Regions from separate parts of the Homo sapiens genome. Here region 2 is linked to region 1. Evidence: chromatin contacts called from ENCODE Hi-C or POLR2A ChIA-PET data. All regions are on one chromosome and are shown on one strand. Each heading gives the region's core, a stretch centred on a gene start or an enhancer-like site at or near the end of the contact. The rest is flanking DNA. Distances are from core to core; before and after follow the strand shown. Region 1 holds the start of CORIN (corin, serine peptidase). Region 2 overlaps NIPAL1 (NIPA like domain containing 1).

Region 1 (2,989 bases), core at 397-2,896:
ACAATAATCACCAGTAAGTCCTGACTTCACCCCCTTTCTGGTAGCGGTCTGACGTTCCTTTGCAGAGTTTCGCTTCCATCGATAAGTTACTTTAAATAAAAAGTTAAAATAAAAACTAGAAGCCACAATTGTGCCTATGTCAGTCATCGAAGTCTTGTACAGGAGTCCGTCTTCGCAGCGCATCGTTCTCAGAAGTTTCCCGCGGGAGGAAAGCTCCACTTTATGAATTACTCGAACAGCTTCCCTGGGAATGCCCAGCCCCGAAGCTTCCCTGCTGAATTCAAAGTCAGAGCTCCCAGGGCTCGGTCCCAGGAACCGGGAGCCGTGCAAAAAGCGCGTACACTGCCATCCACTGGCCCCGAGCAGGTAGTAGCAGGAGTGAGGCGCCTGCCACGGGAGCTCAGGAACTGGGTCCCAGTAAGATCCGACAAGACACCACCTCCCTTCCGCCCGCACAGCCTGCCCTCTCTGCCTGCAGCTAGCGTCACCGGTCGGTCCCCGATTCGGAGCAGCTGGGACCCTCGCGGTAGCAAGCGGATTCCGGGGCCCTAATGACACCGAAGGAGAGGGGCAGCCGCAAATTAGACCTTCTTCCTGGGGGCTCAGGCCAGTAGGGACTGTCCGTGGTGCCCTTCCCTTTCTTTCTCCTCCTGAACGAGAGCCAACGCTGCCCCTTCCCAGGACTGGATCTGAGCCAACCAAATCCTACAGCGCAGAGCCTGCGCCCCCGGCGGCCAGCCCTCCTGTGCCTAGGCAGGTTCACGCCGGAGAAAGTTTGCACGCAGGGACCTACAAGTTCCCAGCACTCTGCAAGAGGGCCAGTTCTGGGATGCCAGCACTTAGGACGGGCGAGTGATCCCCAGGCACCAACTGGGGGCCGGGGAACCAAGCGCGAGCCCGGGCTGTGGAGGGACCGACACCCAGGCGCTCGCAGCTGGGGAAGGGGGCTTACGTCTGGGGCAGGCAAGACTGCTGCACAGTCCCTCCAGCCACCCGGCGCCCGAGACGCCGGCGCAGACAGGAAGCTGTAGATCCCCGAGGGGCTGGCTCCGACAGCTCCACCTGCAGCCTCCCCTGCCGCCAGTGTGCAGCCAAGTCCACTAGATGCTTGGAGGGCACCGTGCGGAGGAGGGACTCTGCAGGAAAGGTGGCATCACCCCCGGCATGGAGACCGGGGTCTCCGGATCGAGCCGACTCGAACACTGAAGGAAACCCTGCCCATGACCCTGGGAGGGTCTCGGACGCCGGGCGACCGGGGTGGTGGTCGGGACCAGGGCCGTGCGCCTGGGAACTGGGTGCAGGGCGCTGAGCGCGGAACTGTCAGAGCGGGAGCTCACCGGCGGCTGGGGAAGGAGGTGGCATCGGGCGGAGGAGAGGACGGGGGCGGGAGGGGCTGACCCTGAATTCACCGGGACTAAGAGGCCATCACACCTGGCTGCGGTAGGACAGCGAATCATCGATCTTACCGGCTTTGGGGACCCGGCTCTGCGGCAGCGCTCTTCCGGAGCGAGGGCAGGAGACTGTTTCATGGATAAAAAGTCTCGCTTATTCTTCTGTCCACTTTTATCTTGGTCGCTTTTCTCTCCTCTACGTGTCCCCCGGGGAGGCACTACGGATGATTTTCTCCAAGCTCAAGAGAGACAAACTGAACTTTAAGCGCCAGGGGCCCCATATTTTGTCTGCTCTACAGATCCCACCCGCGGGCCACACCCTCCCTTCACTCCCGTCTCTGGGTCCCACCCATAATAACCCGTAATGACAGATCCTCCGTGTCCCCACCTCTTTGCATTCAAAGAAGTTATTCTTCAGGGGCATATGGAAAGTCAGTTTCTGCTGGTCTCCCTCAAAAACTTACACTCCACGAGGGCAGCAGAAAAGGACAGGACGATTAAGTTTAAGTTGTGGAAGACTGGTTGGGAGCAAAAGAGTTACTTTTCTCCAAATTTGCCATATCACATCGAAAGCATTTTCTTTTAACCAGAGTGTAGCCAATCAAAATTAACTGCAGGCGCTGGCAATTAAAGAACAAGTTTATCTCAAAAAAGGTTTAACGTTTGGAGGCCATTATTTGCATCAGGCATATGGAAACTTGCGTTCTGTTAGGTATGCTGAAGAAACTGCTTTTGCCAGACTGCCTGAGTCTTTGCTGAGGCTGCAGGGACAAGGGAGAACCCCACCCTGACTGCTTCCAAAACCCTAGTTCCTGATTTCCTGCAGAGGGCACCTACAGGCTGAACCTAAAAGGCGAACAAATTCCTGCCTGTCATTCAAAAGCAGCTACCTTTTCTAAGGCAGCGTCAAGGAGGGCACTGGAGGTACTCAACACAGTAATGATTACTTTACCAAGTCCAAGGCAATTGTCAAATGTGGCAAAGAAAAACACTTCATTGGGTTTTTCTTAGAAATGATTTTTCATCCAATTTCAATCAAGATCTTAATGGAAATTTTGAAAATTACTCATGAGGTTATTTAATAAATCCATCCCCATTATTTAAAGAAAGCCATGTAAAGACAACAAAATATGGGCCAAGCACTTGTTCTTGAACATTATTGCTGAGAAAAAAATATGCATTTGTAAAATGGGGGGGGCAGTATTTTGTTTCTGAAGTGAGATCAAATGTAGAAAATATTGCATATGTATAGTAAAATGACTGAAACACTGATTCCATGTTATTCTAACATCCGATTTGTAAACCAGTATCTGACAAATTTATCATAATTCACAATAATTCAGTTCATATTATGTGGCAGGTGTCATACTAAGCACTTTACATGTATTCTTTCAGTTCCACCAACTACTCTGAGGAAGAAGCTATTATTTTTATTTTAGAGATAAGAAAGCAGATTCAGGGAGCTGAAGTGAAGTAACCAGCCTACGCAAGCTAGCAAGAAGCTGAGCTGGGATTCCCCCGAGGCAGTGACTTCTGGATTGTGTTCTTACTAAGATACTACCTCATCACACACCATCACCGCAGTGCCAGTCTGGGAA
Region 2 (3,094 bases), core at 413-2,912, 200 kb after region 1:
GTTACACAATGAAAGGGAGAGGTGGGGATGGTAGAGGCAAAAGACATATATTCAAAATCAAATCTTTGCCACTCTCTTCCTCTGAAAATAAAAAGTTAATCTGATAATATTCGCCCTAGCTCATAGTGGTATTGGTGAGATTTAAATGATATGTTTGTGAAAATCCTTTGTAAAATATTGAGAACTATGCAATAGAATGTTGTTTTTAATTTGATCTCACTTCTATTTCTAAAATACCTATGCTCTTAAACTCATGACTAACAAGATTTCAGAAAGGTATAATCCTGTGAGCATTTTCTAAAGTCAAATTCTTTTCTCCTTCTAACAGGGTTTATTTCCTTTGCTGTGATCATAACTGTGATCTCCTTGGTGCTGATTTTGATTGTGGCTCCCAAGAAAGGACAGACCAATATATTGGTTTATATTTCAATCTGTTCCTTGATTGGAGCGTTTTCAGTTTCTTCTGTGAAAGGCCTGGGAATTGCCATTAAGGAGCTGATAGAATGGAAGCCAGTTTACAAACATCCGCTGGTCTTTGTTTTGCTGGCTGTACTTGTGCTTTCAGTAACTACACAGATTAACTATCTCAACAAGGCACTGGACACCTTTAATACCTCTCTTGTGACACCCATTTATTATGTATTCTTCACATCCATGGTAGTGACTTGCTCTGCCATCTTATTCCAAGAGTGGTATGGCATGACAGCTGGAGATATCATTGGGACCCTGAGTGGATTCTTCACTATTATCATTGGCATCTTCCTTCTACATGCTTTTAAAAATACTGACATTACTTGGAGTGAGCTTACATCCACTGCTAAGAAAGAAGCCGTCTCTCTGAATGTCAATGAAAACAATTATGTTTTACTAGAGAACTTGGAGTGTTCAGCCCCAGGATACAATGATGACGTTACCTTGTTTAGTAGAACTGATGACTGAAGTCTCTAGAAACACTGAGTTTTAACCAATATGAGACACACGAAGAGGAAAATGAATGCTTGCTTCTTGGAAGAACTGCTAGGAAAGTTAGCATTTTTGCAGTTCTAACTAATTTAGATGTGAGGCCAAGTAAAAATGCCATTTTTTTGGCCATTGAATTTGAAAATCAAATTGATTATCCTCCAGAATCTCTACAAACTTTGAAATACTCTCTAAGGATCAAAGAAGTCAAAGAGCTATGTGTGTCTCAGAATAATCTCCTTCTTCTGGTCACAGTATCTTTGTCTCTGCCAGGTGGCTCTTCATTTCTTTGGTAGCTATTTTTAGACTTACAGTCATTCACCAATATACAGTTAGCAGTGTTCTGATAGACACAGTATCAGTCATATTCTCCGTTGAGTCATAATTTCAAACTCAACAAGATTTCAGAAAGGTATAATCATGTAATTTCTCATATTAAAACTGAGAAGAGAGGCCAGGCATGGTGGTTCACACCTGTAATCCTAGCAGTTTGGGAGGCCAAGGCGGACAGATCACTTGAGCTCAGGAGTTCGAGACCACCTTGGGCCACAAGGCGAGACCCTGTCTCTACAAAAAATACAAAAATTAGCCAGGCGTGGTGGCACATGCCTGTAGTTCCAGCCACCCGGGAGCCTGAGGTGGGAGGATTGCTTGAGTCTGCGAGGTTGGGGCTGCCGTGAGCCCAGATTGCGCCATTGTGCTCCAGCCTGGGTGACAAAGCAAGGCCCTGTCTCAAAAAAGAAGAAGAGAAAGGGCCAGGGGCTTTTGCTTTAAAAAACTTTTTTTAAAACAGAAGTGAAACCACGGGTGCTTTGTTCTTCCTTCTGCACCTCCTTCTTAAACTAGATAGCTAATTAGTTATTTTAAGAAAAAAGAAATTTAAAAAAAAGCCTGCTTTATTTGTTAGTGGGCTAGAATACACAAGACATACCCACCCATGAAGAGTTTATGAATTGTAACTTATTGACATTATCATAGGAATTTACTACCAGTTAAAGAGGGAGAACGGAGGAAGAGAAAAATACTTCAGATAAAGGAAAAAGTTTTCTTCTCACAAAAACACAGACACGTGATTGTTTTCACAGGTTCCATTAATTAACTCAGGTCTGGAAGACATAGGACAAAATGGAGTTTCTGAAGAAGTCCAGGTGAATTCAGCTTTGGAGTCACTTATGTTCATTTTTTTTCCTTTTCTTTTACTATTATCCTAAAGGTTATTTTTCTTGTTGATATAGAGATTTTTGTAAAAGATTGCTACATTATTTCAGGATTATATCCTACATTTCGATTGCTCTCAAATGTTTTATCCCTAAAGAGTGAGTTTTCCACAGACTGTTTGGAAGCAACTAGAAAAATCTTTGTGAAAAATCTGAACAAATTATCATAATGGCTCTCTTGAAATTTTGCACTTTCACCCTTATTAAGGAAATTATAATTAGTTACTAACCTTTAAAAATAGATATATTCTAATAGGATAGAAAGTTAACTTCCTGGCAAACAAAATACTAAGATCTCAGGGGCTACTGCAGGAAAATACCTTTTTCGCACATTAAAATGTTTATAAAATTTTCCCCTCTCATTTCAAATGCATGGCAGGAATAACATTTTTGGTGGTCTTTAATGTGATGGACAGATTTACTGTCACTTATTGATTTTATGGAAAATAAATTGGCTATCTTATTTTTATAACAATCTTATTTTTCTCAAAACAAAAATCCTAACCAAAAAGTTGTCATTAAAAAAAAAAAAATTCAGGTAGACTGAATGTTTTTCTGCTCTAACCTTAAATGTTATTAGGTTTGGTTTTTGTTTCTAAGCTACTTCAAGACTACCTGAGGTAATAATGGTAAACTTTATTATTCAGAATTCGATTAAACTAACTTCAGCATTTCCACAGTTCTATTAAACAATGACTGATGTTCACAATGACAACCTACCTGAGATGGCTGCAAGGCCCTAATGTTCCATTATACATTATAGTCTTTTCAGCATAGTTTAGTGTTGAGTGCAATTCTAATGCATTCTACGTTTTTGAAAATCGATAATCCATGGAAGGTCCATGGGTTGATACCTCAGGTCAAAAATGTGTTTACTCTGTTGATTGCTGTTTCACTTTACTTGTATATCAGATATA

Evidence for each region. Hi-C counts contacts between places; a loop is a spot of excess contacts on that map. ChIA-PET counts read pairs that join two places held with the same protein, here RNA polymerase II (POLR2A). Pooled maps may share reads with other maps.
Region 2: a loop to region 1 is called in a pooled map, with 5 times the contacts of the local background. The contact joins the enhancer-like site here to the promoter of CORIN in region 1. A Hi-C loop is called at or near these places in 1 of 37 single-sample maps with no recorded cell type and 10 of 50 pooled maps. POLR2A ChIA-PET finds 5 or more read pairs at or near these places in 1 of 52 experiments (activated T-cell).

What each region holds. Positions count from the first base shown.
Region 1 is chr4:47,836,421-47,839,409 of GRCh38, forward strand. It overlaps CORIN (corin, serine peptidase), which reads right to left and starts at 1,647. Exons shown (of 22, transcript NM_006587.4): 1 at 1,467-1,647. The coding sequence starts at 1,529. All of the region lies in intron 1 of LOC101927179 (a long non-coding RNA gene), which reads left to right.
Region 2 is chr4:48,035,234-48,038,327 of GRCh38, forward strand. It overlaps NIPAL1 (NIPA like domain containing 1), which reads left to right. Exons shown (of 6, transcript NM_207330.3): 6 at 329-3,094. The coding sequence ends at 939. Among named protein-coding and RNA genes, the nearest start is that of NIPAL1, 20 kb to the left of the region's middle. RefSeq lists enhancers at 1,440-1,699, 1,720-1,779. Within about 2 kb of position 1,663, at least 5 of the 41 ENCODE cell types and tissues checked have a DNase peak (open chromatin) inside an H3K27ac peak, as active enhancers do.